2 separate regions of the Mus musculus genome follow, and region 1 is linked to region 2. Evidence: chromatin contacts called from ENCODE Hi-C or POLR2A ChIA-PET data. All regions are on one chromosome and are shown on one strand. The core of a region is the stretch at or near the end of the contact, and the rest is flanking DNA. Distances in the headings are between cores, read along the strand shown.

What was found. A loop is a pair of places that touch in the nucleus more often than their neighbours do. ChIA-PET counts read pairs that join two places held with the same protein, here RNA polymerase II (POLR2A).
Region 1: a map of gastrocnemius shows a loop between it and region 2 (3-fold over the local background). The contact joins the promoter of 1700122O11Rik here to the enhancer-like site in region 2. A Hi-C loop is called at or near these places in 16 of 37 maps with a recorded cell type or tissue (Patski, gastrocnemius, heart and 2 more). POLR2A ChIA-PET finds 5 or more read pairs at or near these places in 1 of 5 experiments (embryonic stem cell).

What each region holds. Positions count from the first base shown.
Region 1 is chr17:48,036,376-48,040,048 of GRCm38, forward strand. 1700122O11Rik (RIKEN cDNA 1700122O11 gene) reads right to left here and starts at 1,918. Exons shown (of 3, transcript NM_029689.1): 1 at 1,839-1,918; 2 at 1,040-1,193; 3 at 370-906. The coding sequence starts at 1,896. The coding sequence ends at 393.
Region 2 is chr17:47,871,265-47,878,936 of GRCm38, forward strand. It overlaps Foxp4 (forkhead box P4), which reads right to left. Exons shown (of 17, transcript NM_001110825.1): 6 at 7,343-7,490; 7 at 7,020-7,233; 8 at 6,664-6,768; 9 at 5,877-5,964; 10 at 4,576-4,659; 11 at 4,256-4,424; 12 at 4,091-4,167; 13 at 3,371-3,472; 14 at 1-87. Among named protein-coding and RNA genes, the nearest start is that of Gm25201, 34 kb to the left of the region's middle. Within about 2 kb of position 2,349, at least 2 of the 3 ENCODE cell types and tissues checked have a DNase peak (open chromatin) inside an H3K27ac peak, as active enhancers do; they include gastrocnemius and heart, where a contact is called at or near this core.

The sequences.
Region 1 (3,673 bases), core at 668-3,167, 160 kb after region 2:
GCAGCCGAATAAATACACCAGCGTTACATACTCCAAGTGTATTATAAATATCCCCGAGTCCATAATGACTTAAATAATAAAGTAAATGAGAGTGAAATCTCTGTGCTAAGCGATGTGAACAAAAAGCTAAGACTGTAGCTCAGACTGTACACTGGGCATTGCCTGTAGCCCAAGTACTCCAGAGAGAGGCAGGAGGATTAGAGGTTCCAGGTCTTTCTTGGCTACATAGCGAGTTTGACATCAGTCTGGGCAACAAGAGACCCGGGAGGGAGGGAGGGAGGAACCTGACCTATGTTTCAATCTTTTAGAAATATCGTGAAGATTTCATGAGCTAATACATCTCAAAGTGCCTAGAACTGTGTTAGACTGTTGCTGGTGTAACAAAAAAATATTTATTTTGAAGGAAGATGAGGCAAAGGGTTGCCCCAGGCACCTGGGGTGTGGGTGACCTCTTTGGCAGAGGGTGTGTGTTGTCCCTTAAGAGCAGAGCTCTTGGAGGGAGGGTTGATAATAACCGGAGGCCACATTGACATTGCGGTCTGCTGTTGCCCTGTCTTGGGCATAGTAGATCTCTTAGGGGAGACCTTGGGTGGAAGTCTGGGAACTGCTTTGGGCATCTTCAATCTGGACGCTGATAGAGGCTCCATCAGAGGCTGGTTTCTTAGCCAGCTAGACTCTTCTCTAGATCCCAATGAGGGCAAGGTTTTAGGGGTGGGGCAGGAAGTCATGGAGGGTAGGGGGTGGAGCCTCATCTTTGAGCTCAATCTGCAGCCGCAGAGGCAGGTTCCACGGAGTGAGGGCAGGGAGAAATCTTCCCACCACTGGGCTTGCTCTGGGGAGGGCCTGGGCCAAGCCATCAGGCCCCACACTGAGTTCTGCTTGGGTACTCCAAGAAGGGCCTTGATCCTGAGCAAAAGGAAGGAAGAGTGGAGTCAGGGAGTGGAGATAGAGGGGCAGCGGACCGATATGGTCATAGAGTGAGGCTCTCCAGAGCCGGGAGGGACAGGAGGAAGAAGGAAGGCGCTGTGTCTCAACACACCTGTTTTGTTCTTCTTTCTCTTGCTCTTGGTCTACATTCTCCTTCCCTGTTTCTTCTTCTTCCTCCTCTTCCTCAAGTTTTATTTTGTTCCAAATATCTTCCAATGATGAGATCTTGGACATAGGACTGAAGATAGAATTCACCCATCTTTCCTCTTAAAAAAAGGGGGGGGGATGGTAGGAACCTCATATCAAGAGAATCCAGGATTGACAGATTCAGGGTTGGGGAAGAACCAAATTCCTTCCCTAGCTCACACTCTCACCCCAGATTTAGGCCTTAGGCCTACCAACGCTGGACTATTTGGATGGCAATCTTGCCACTTAGAATATAGTGACAAACCCCCCTAGCTTTTTTTTTTTTTCTGAGGCAGTGTCTCACTATGTAGTCCAAGCTGGCTTCAAACTCTCAATTCCCCTGACTGATGCAGTCTTCCAAGTGCTGGATCACAGATTTGTGAGGCTACACCTGGCTCTCAGTCCCCTCTGCCTGACAAAAACTCTACCAGTTAGGTGACTCAAGGCCCAAGCCTGGACCATTCATCACTTTGACAGATGCTTTGAATCAGTCCCCTCAGTCCCTCTCTCCTCCGATGGCTACCATTACCTTTGTTTGTACCTGGCACGTCAGGGACGCTTACAGAGAGCCTTACTAAGCCATAGTGGGGCTTTCTTCCTTGAACACACACACACACACATGCACAGGAACACGCACACACGCACGCACACACACTTCTAACCAGTACTTCTGTATAGATTTGGGGTTGAGATTATTTCTGCTCATGTCTGTCCATGAGACAGACCTCCAAAGTCACTTGGCCAGTGGCTGACAGGCCACGGGACATGCCCATGCCACTCCATCCTATCCACTCGGAGTAGAAGGGAAGGGAATGTGAGCAAGAACTTCTTTATCTTAGCTTAAAGGGAGGAGCCACACCTCCAAACCTATTGTGACATCATCCTTGTGAGCCATAAGTCCAAAGGAGCCATCATGTCTTTACCAAATCTAGCTCCTTAGGGTCTCTGGGATGTTAACTCTCCTTCCATTTCCCCAGCTCCTCTGTGGAATGGATGAGATACCACAGAGCCCACAGTTCAGCTGGGGACCCCTCTCCTCTGAAGAGTCAGGTGCTGCTGGGATTAAAGGTAGCACCAGCAATGCCTGACTGGTTTTGAGACAAGATCTCATGATGTAGTCCAAGTTAGTCTGCTACTTCCGACCTGTTTGTCTCCACCTTCAAAGATTAGTATGTGGGCAGATACCCTTGTGCCTGACCTTGAGAGTGTTTCTAGACATTGATGATAAACTTCGATGCTCACTACATTTGACTGGAGAAGGAGAATCTGATGTGGGTATTTTGTTCTTGCTTTTGACAAGTCTCTTGGTTAGCCCAGGCTGGTTTCAAACTCATTATCCTCCAGTCTCAGCCCCCTGAATACTGGAATAGCGGGCATGGAGAGCCTAAATTTCTACAGTAGTATAGCTGGAGTCCTAAGCTTAGGCTAATTTCTGAGCAGGAACGTGAAGAACTGGCAAGATCTCTCTGCCCTCCAGTTGGTGCTGAAATGCCCCTGACCTGGAACCTCACAGTCTTCTTTCTGTTCCTGCTGTGGAACTTTAAGGTGTGTGGTTGTCTTGGGAGTATGCAAGGGGATGGGTATACCAAGTGTCCCTTCGTGGCTCTTGTCTCTCTTCCTTGTTTTTATTGGCTAGAGTAAAGAGATCAAGTCCAGCACAACAGCTGGCCTGCCTGTCTAGGGAATCTTAGAGAAGAAAGGGCTAGGGTTTGATGACCTAGAAGGCCGAGGAACACAATCCAGGCTGAAGAAGGAAGCCTGCAGGTAAGTGTGAAGTGAACGCTTGGGATTTCCTTACTGGCTACCCTGGGCAAGCATCTCCATCTCCTAGAGCCCCATTATCTTCATCTGCAAAGTGGAACGCAAGTTGGTTCCCATCTCTCCAGCTCATGCAGAGAGAGTAGATGGTGCAAGAGAAAAGGAGTGGCTGGCACACAGTAGGACCCCAGATATTGCAAATAATACATATTGCCGGCCACAAAGTGTTGTGCACTTTCCTTCGAGTCCCACCTCTCTACCATCTGCCTCTACTTAAAAACAATCCCTCCCTCCCACGTGAGTAATTTTCCCTCTCAGTAGCTCCCTGAAGCTGACAGCAACCAACTCTGGGCGGAGTCCCGCAGAGGCTCCTGCCCATTAGTCAGGGTTTCCAAGGCCCTGCCTGGGACTCCCCCCTCCTCCCTCTAGGCAAGGACAGGAAGTGGGGACTTTGAGAGTTGCAGTCTTCCCCCGCAGTCACTATGCCTGCAGTCAGTCAGTGTCTCCCACGGAGGGCGAAACACGGGCCACCTGCTTCTGCCTTCTACTGTTCAGTCCCTGCAGTGGTCCTGACGGCCGGGCAACTGGGCAACCCGTGTGGGCTTGAGCTCTAGGATAAATTTACTACGCGACGTTGAAGAAGCTGTCCTCTGGGTCTCAGTGTAAAAGATAAAAGATAAAAAGCGGCTGCCCCTTGCTGCCTAGTGTATTGACATAAGTTCCATTCCAGGGACCCCTAAGTGTGGAAGGCAAAACCTGGTTCTCACAAGTTGTCCTCGGGCAACTGCCCCTCCCCCAATAA
Region 2 (7,672 bases), core at 1,099-3,598:
CCGCTCATCCACAGTCCACACGGCCCCCTTGACGTTCTCCACACGGACGAAACACTTGTGCAGGCTGAGGTTGTGGCGCACGGCATTCTGGGGATGCAGTGAATGGGTTCACCTCCATTCCAGTGAACGTACGTAGAAAATCTTCCCATGGTCCCACATCTCATATCCCAGGGAACAATAACCTCAGTCCCGGCACAGGGACACTGAGAGGGAAAGTCCTCAATGTCTGTCTCATCTCAGAAAGGGTTGTCTCGGATAGGGTGTGCTGGTACATGCCTTCAATCCGAGGACTTGGGAGGCAGAGGCCAACCTGGTCTATACAGGGGGGTTCAGGCCAGCCTGGACTACATAGAGGCCCGGTCTCAAGAAAATGTTGTTGCCAATGAAATTAAATAATTCCTTTCTACATCTTCACTGGCCAAACACACTGGCAGAAATCACTCCTGACTTCTGATTTTAAGATTGCACAGGGACCCTGGTGGCTTAGAAAGGCTGAGACACTGTACCTCAGGCACACACTGAGCACTGCAGATAACTTTGGCAACTAGCTTACGGTCCTCACTACCTTTACTGAACCCCTAGGAGTCTGGGGGTGGGGGTGGGGGCTGAGGCTGTGAGCTCCAGACAGATAGCTTTCTGGGAGCACAGGTATCCAGTGGAGCCTAATAGATACACCTGGAAACCTACTGCTGACTTGAAAAGACGGCCCAAATGCACAGCGGCAAGACAACAAGACAAGAGAGAGAGTAAGACATCTTGTCACTACCTCGTCCTGGAAAGAGAACTTCAGAAATTGAGGTCACCTGGTTGGTAGGACACATGGGCGGGGATTGCAGGGCCCAATTCCCTCTGGAAGCCTGGGTGAGGGCACTGATCCACCCATCTCCTGTCCCCAGGTCCCTTGGTCCCACCTCCCTATCTCTGCTCTCAGTTTTTCTGTCTCTCACCAGCAGCCCCAGCCCTGTCCCCATTACATGTCCCCCACCAGTCTCCTCCAACCCGCCTATCCCGGCTCTTCTTTACATTTCTAAACGGGGAAGAAAGCGGGCAGGGCAGGCAGCGGGTGCCCCTGGAGATCTGCTCTCCCTCTCTCCCATCCAACTCTTGCCTCTTGCAACTGGCCCGATTTCATTACCAATTTTAATTTGCCTCTAATTAAATCCTGTGTATTTTTCCGACTCGCTTGCTAACCCACGAGGGAGGCGGGCGGCTGGAGTGGAATCTCACGGAGCGATAATTACAAAGGGCCTAATCACGCCGGGGCTCCTGCCTCGGAATAAATTTGCCCGCATTACGGGGCTCCGATCCTCCGCTTTGCAAATGAGAATGACCCCAATTTCCGAGGGTGGCCTCGCCGGGGCTTTTTTTCCCTCGTTTCGAAGCCTGATTCGTGACGAGAGACTAATTCGTTACGCTGAAACATTAACGGCAATTTAAGGGGTCTGGCGGGGGCTGCGTAAACAAAAGGATGGGCCCACAACACAGGCCCTAGGAGGGGATGGACACAGGAAGGCTGCTGAGGACCATCCACTTGGCAGATGGTAGCTCTGTCCCTAAGAAATGGCAGCTGGCTTGGCACACGCCCACCCCCAAGCCTGGATACCCTAGGTCTAAAGCAGCCGGCATGGTCTATGGATGGGGACCAGAAGGGGTGGGGGTGGGGATCAAGAAACCCAAGTGATGTAGAGAAAGATGACCCGGAGAAGGTGCAAAATAGATGGGAAGAAACCACAGGCTACTCTTTCCCCAGTAGCATGAATGAAGTTGGCTGGCTGAAAAGAACTCTCAAAGTCAGTGTGGATCTCAAGCCAGTACAGTCTGACCGGACAGGGCAGTGTGGCACCCCCCAGGGTGCCACGTAGCAACAAGCCACACTATATCAGGACCAGATTAGGGTTGTGTGTGAGGGATGAAACAGATCAAGGTGAGGCTCTCGGCATGGCCACTGAGAAGCTATGAAAGCTGCCTGAACCAGCTCTACGCTATATTCAACTCTAGGTGATGGGATTGTATCATCTGTAAAGTCTGCCATCTGACCTGGCCTAGACGTTGGAGGCTGGACCAGGTGGCTCCTAAAACACAACGCTAGCTCAAAAAGAGGGCAGGGCTGTGGTTGCCAGGAAGTGACATCACTCATAGCCAATCAGAGTGGCTGCCCCTGCTGCATAGTCTAAGCTTTGGGAGGTTGGCACAGGAAAGGGAAGATGCCATGATAGGCCCTTCTAGTAGTCCTTTGCACATTACTAAGGTAGAAAAGGCTGGACAGCTGCAGATCCCACCCAGTGCTTGGCGGTGCCCTGGCCCGGAGGGCCTCCTCCGTTCCACTGTGGAGAAACCCGTCACACTGCAGGAGGTCTGTTTGGCTGCAGTTTTCTCACAGGCCAGCAGGAGGACCCGAGAGCCAGGGATACAATTAGAGTTCTGAGAGAGTGAGAGAGAGACGCCCTCTCATGTATCTTGACTTCCTGAAAGGGCCAATACTCCACCCCCCACTTCCTCCTCCTCGTCCAACTCCGCCTTAATTTAGATACCACCTTCTCATCTTGCTTCATAGTGCAAGACACACATGGTGCGCATGCACACCCTATATCGACCATAGAACAGTGTCCCAGCCTACATCTCTGGCCCATTTTCCTAGGTCCTTGCATTCCTCTGGTCTCCAAGGAAAATGCTTATAGCTGAAAGTGTTAAGTGACTAATTGAATAGAGACAATTACCTCCCTGCCACTGGTGAGCTGGGTGCTGTATGTATCCATTTGTGTCCCTGGGAGTGGTCTATAGACTTCAGTCTACCCATGTATTGGGGCCAGTATACACCTTTGAACCTCCTCCTAGACTGGATTAGTTATGAAATCTGGAGCCATGGATTTACCCCAGGACCTGCCACTGAGCTGACCGTCAACCCTCCAGAGGCCCTGTCTCAGGGAGTTGGAATTCTTTGTACCATACTAAAGAGAAATAATTTCTTCCCGTTAAAGAGACAGTGCGAGGCTGGCCAAGGTCATTAAAAGGAAGACACTGTGCATGCCTAGCGCACACACAGGGCTGGATTCCACACCTAGCAACTGTCTAACAGGGTGTGGTGATGTTCACTTGAAATCCTGGCACTCAGGGAGGTGGAGGCAGGGCGATCATTAAACCCAGGGTTTTAAGACCATCTGCGACAATACGCAAGTCCCCGATGTACAAAATAGCAAGTTAGGAACACTGGAGTTGCTGCTGAGGGGACCGGGGTGAGGGCTATTGGTGGACCTGGTGGGCTATTTCTGCAGAACTGTTGAGGGGACAAAGTAGTAGGTAGCCTTGGTCTCAGTAGACTGTGGCGGTTTAGAGAAGAAAGTCAGGATGAGGGAGATAGGGCAGGTCTTACCTTCCAGGTGGCCGTGTTTCTTCGGAAGTAGGCGAACATCCTGGTGAACCAGTTATAAATCTCATTTAGCGTCAGCTGCCGATCTGGAGTTTCCAGAATGGCCTGCAGGCAAGGAAAGGGCAAAGAGACCCTCAGACTAGATCTGGGGGCCTCACGGCCCTGTGTTCCACCCTTTTATGTAGCCCCTGACTCATCCTTGAGGACAGGAGACCCAGAGGCGGGTTGGGATTCCCCGCTAGGCTAATGAGCTAAGAGAGCTGAGGGTATTGGGAGCCGGGCCTCCAGAGACTGCGCATGTGCAAAAAAGACATGGGAGCCCTTCACGGTTGGGGGTGAGAAAGGGCTTCATGCGCCCTAGCCTGAGGTAGCACTATTGTTGAGGCGGTTGGGGATTTTCTTTATTTGGGCAAAGTGCGCCCTGAGAGAACGCACGTCTGTAGGAAGTACCACAGAATAGCCACGTGTGTAAGGGCATGTGCTTGTGTTTATGAATAGCAAGTGCGAGCTAGTGTACGTATGCAGAAGTGAGCGTCACCCTGTGCATATGGACAATAAAGATGAATGGGAATGGACCCAGTGAGCTCAGGCAGGATATGCTACAGCCCGCAGGAGGCAGACCGGAGGAGAGGGGCTCAGGAGTGAGGGACCTTATGGTCGGGCATCAGGAGGCCTGGCTCCAGTAAACTTGCCTTCTCCATCCTTCCGGCCTTCCATGCTTACCTGGCGGATAAGGGAAGCGTAGGTGAAGGGGGGCCTGACGTCAGCGTTCTTGTAGAACTCATGATTCTGGGCAAGCTCTGGGGGAGACAGGCAGAAGGTGAGGCAGCCAGATCGGGAACCCCCATCAGTTGGGGTTGGGGGGTACCCCTCCTACAGCAGCCTCACCTGAGGAGATGGGGGAGCAGAATTTGTCATTACTTCTCCTGCGGGCAGGGCCCCCACTGTGCAAAGAGGCAGAGCCCAGGCCAGGGGGACGCAGGGGTGTGACGGGGGCAGCGGCTGAAGTTGGGGGGTGCACGAGGCCATCCGGGAACGGGTCTGCGGAGACGGTCACCTTGGAGAATGAGGAGGAGCCAGGGACTGGGTTCAGCTGTGAGCAATGGGGTAGGTGCTGAGAAAAGCACCCCAAGAGGTTGTTCCCTGAAGGTCAGGGCTGTGCTGAGGAGGGGTCGGGGGATGCTGGGAAGTGGGGGCAGGGCACTCACTGGCTGGCTGAAGGGCTTGGGCTCTGAAGGCCGCATGTGCAGATGTGCCATCATGGCCTGCAGCCGCTCACTCTCCTTGGCCAGCTGTGAAAAGGCACAGTGAGGGGGGGATGGGTTCTTATTCCCCTACAGGTTACCTGTCACTGTCACTGTCACTGGAGACCTGGAGGCCCTCAGAAAGTCTCAACACACACACACACACACACACACACACACACACACACACACCACCCTTTCCTCACCTCTCTCACACACACCCCTCCCCCAACTCTGTCACACATACACACACCTCCCACTCCCCACCTCTCTCTCTCACACACACATACACACTTGTGCATATGCACGCACATACCTCCCTGCCTTTCTCCACTCTCTTTCACACAGACACCCCCTCCCCCCTCCCGTCACATACACATAAACACATGCACACACACACACACACACACACACACGCTCACAAACACACACCCTGCCCCTCACCCCTCCTTCACTCTCTCTCACACACACACACATCACACACACACACACACACACACACACACACACACACACACACCAGCACCCCCCCCCCCAACCAAGGCACCTGTTCCCTCTGAGCCTCACTTCTGAAAACTTGCTAAAGGCCTTGGCCATTCTTTGCCCTTCTGGACTCCCACCTCCTCAGGACCAGGAACTGACGCTCTCTCCCTTTCTCTACAGCAGTCTTGGGCTCACACCACCTTACACATGGCAATCTTCTTCCAACCAGCCATGCGCCCCTTCTCCCCACGGGAGGCTGAACAACACCCCAGTGCCTGCCTGGCTCACTACTGAAGAGGTGAGTGGGGACGGCAAATGATTCACTTCCCCCATTCATAAACCTCAAAGCATCTCTTACAACTGCCCTCTCTCCACCCTGTGAGCAGCCAGAGATGGTTAAGCAGGGACGGCTGATTCGGTGGCTCTCTTAAGGACTCGATGTGATGCCGGAGTAAGGGTTCTAATCCCAGTCCCTCCATTCCCTGAGTGGCTCCCTAGGCCTGTGTTATATGGAGATGATGGTATCCGGCAGGCAGGGCAGGCAGACCACTCTGAGGATGTCCTGAAGCACGCTGCACAGCAGGCCTGCACATTAGCCATTCACATGAGTCTTGTTTTTACTTAGCATATAAAAACAGCTCCCTGCATACAGGGCCTCAGCCTTGGCTACTCAGCCTCAGCTGTCCTCACCTCACACGATGGTGAATAAGCCCTAGAGAGCACAAGATGGACTCTGACCATAGGACCCTCCCGGGACCCTCCCTCACACCCTCGGGTCACACCTGGATCTCCAGCTGTTGGACCACCTGCATCTGCACGCGGCATTGGGCCGTGCTCCGGTCATCCAAAGCGTGTTCTGTGTTGAGGTGTCTTAGGGAGGAGGAGGCAGGGAAGAAAGAGAGTGAGCTCTGGTTTCTCTACTTTACCCCTAGAACCCATCCTCCAAGCCCCGAGTCTGTCAGCCAGCCCTTAGCCAGACAAGCAGACAGAAGAAGAGATACAAAGAAGAGATGGGTGGAACAAAGGGGGGGGGGTGCGGCAGTTGAGGAAGCTTTCTCCTCAGCCTCCTTTTGATGTCTTAGCTAAAACCGGGCTACAGAGAGATCTAATTGCAAATGAACTAATTAAGTAAACCTCTGACGAAGCGTGAAAACAATTTGTTTGACCCTGATGCTGCAAGGGTCCGGGAGACAGCGGAGTTAATCAGTCAGTGACAGAGCTTGGCACCGTGGTGGCAGCTGGCCGCCTGCTGCCAGCCGCCTTGTCTGCCTCCCACCCTGCCTGTCCTCGGCTGGCCGTCCTAGGCGTCCTAGGCCATCACTCTCCGGGATGTGGAGAGATAGGCTTCCTCCTCTGACACCCCTGCTCTGGAGTGGGAGAGAGTTGTGGGGAGAAGCTGCCAGCGGGGATCTGGAGGGGAGGGGCAGGGAAAGCAGAGAGGAAGGAAGAGCTAGGCCACCCCACTGTTTGGCTTAGCTTGGCTCAGCTCTGCTAGGACATTAGGACCCCAGGTGATAAGAGCAGGCTGGACAGAGGGTTCCTGCAGGGAGAGGACTGGATGCCACCTACTTGATAAACTGGCCCAGGTCTTCACACAGGGTCTCACAGCCTGGCCACTTGCACTCCCCATGTCCATAAAGAGGGTGGGAACTGGGGGTCTCCTCATGGGAGGAGCTGGAAGGAGAGGGAAAAGGTAGTGGTCAGAGCTGCGGAGGCCCTCTGCTCGGCAAGCCCTGGGCCCAGCTTTTGTCTCTACTACTGGTCCAGCATTCTGTTCGCCCTGGGAGAAGAGGCCAACCCCTGGGTTCCCTCCCTCCCTTCTGCCCCTCCCTTCCTCTAGGTCCCCACTACAGTGCCACCCTCGAGGTTCCAAGTACTACCCAGAGCAGAGCCTTGTCACGTGCTACCCCCAGGGCCATCCATACCTGTCTCTCCGAGATGTGAGCACAGTGGGTTGTCCGTTGGGTAAGGGGTGGTGGGAGAGGGGCGGGGAGACCTTGGGAGGGCTGGCAAACGAGGTAGCAGTAACAGCTGTGCTGGCGAGGTCCAGCCCCTCCTGCCTGCCGCTGTCCTCAGCGGGCTGCCCCGGGGCACCCTCGCCTTTCCACAGCTGGGGCAGGTCTGTCGGGCACACGGCTGCTGCGGGAGACAGAGGCTGGCTGGCTGGGAGCACAACGGGAAGAGCCCGTGCCTTATCCAGGGCTTAGAGAACGCTGTGGGGTTGGGGGCGGGGTGGGGCATCGCTCACCTTGCGGGAGGGCCTGGAGGGGCCCTGAGGCTTGGCTTGGCTGCAGGCTGACCAGCCCCTGCCTCTGGAGGTTGAGCAAGTGCTGTTGCTGCAACTGTTGCATCTGCAGGAGCTGCTGCTGGAAGGCCAGCTGCTTGTTCCCCAGGGCCTGGGAGGGAGCCCGAGGGGGTGGGCAGAGAGGAGTGCCGTTGGCCTCGGCCGTGCCATCTGGCCCCCACGCTGCCGCCACCCCCTCCCAGGGCCTGTCAGCCCCTGGAGCTGTCGTGGTAGCGTCTGCAGCCGCAGCTTCTCTGCTCCCGGCCCAGCTTCCATAGGGCTGCATGCCTCCTC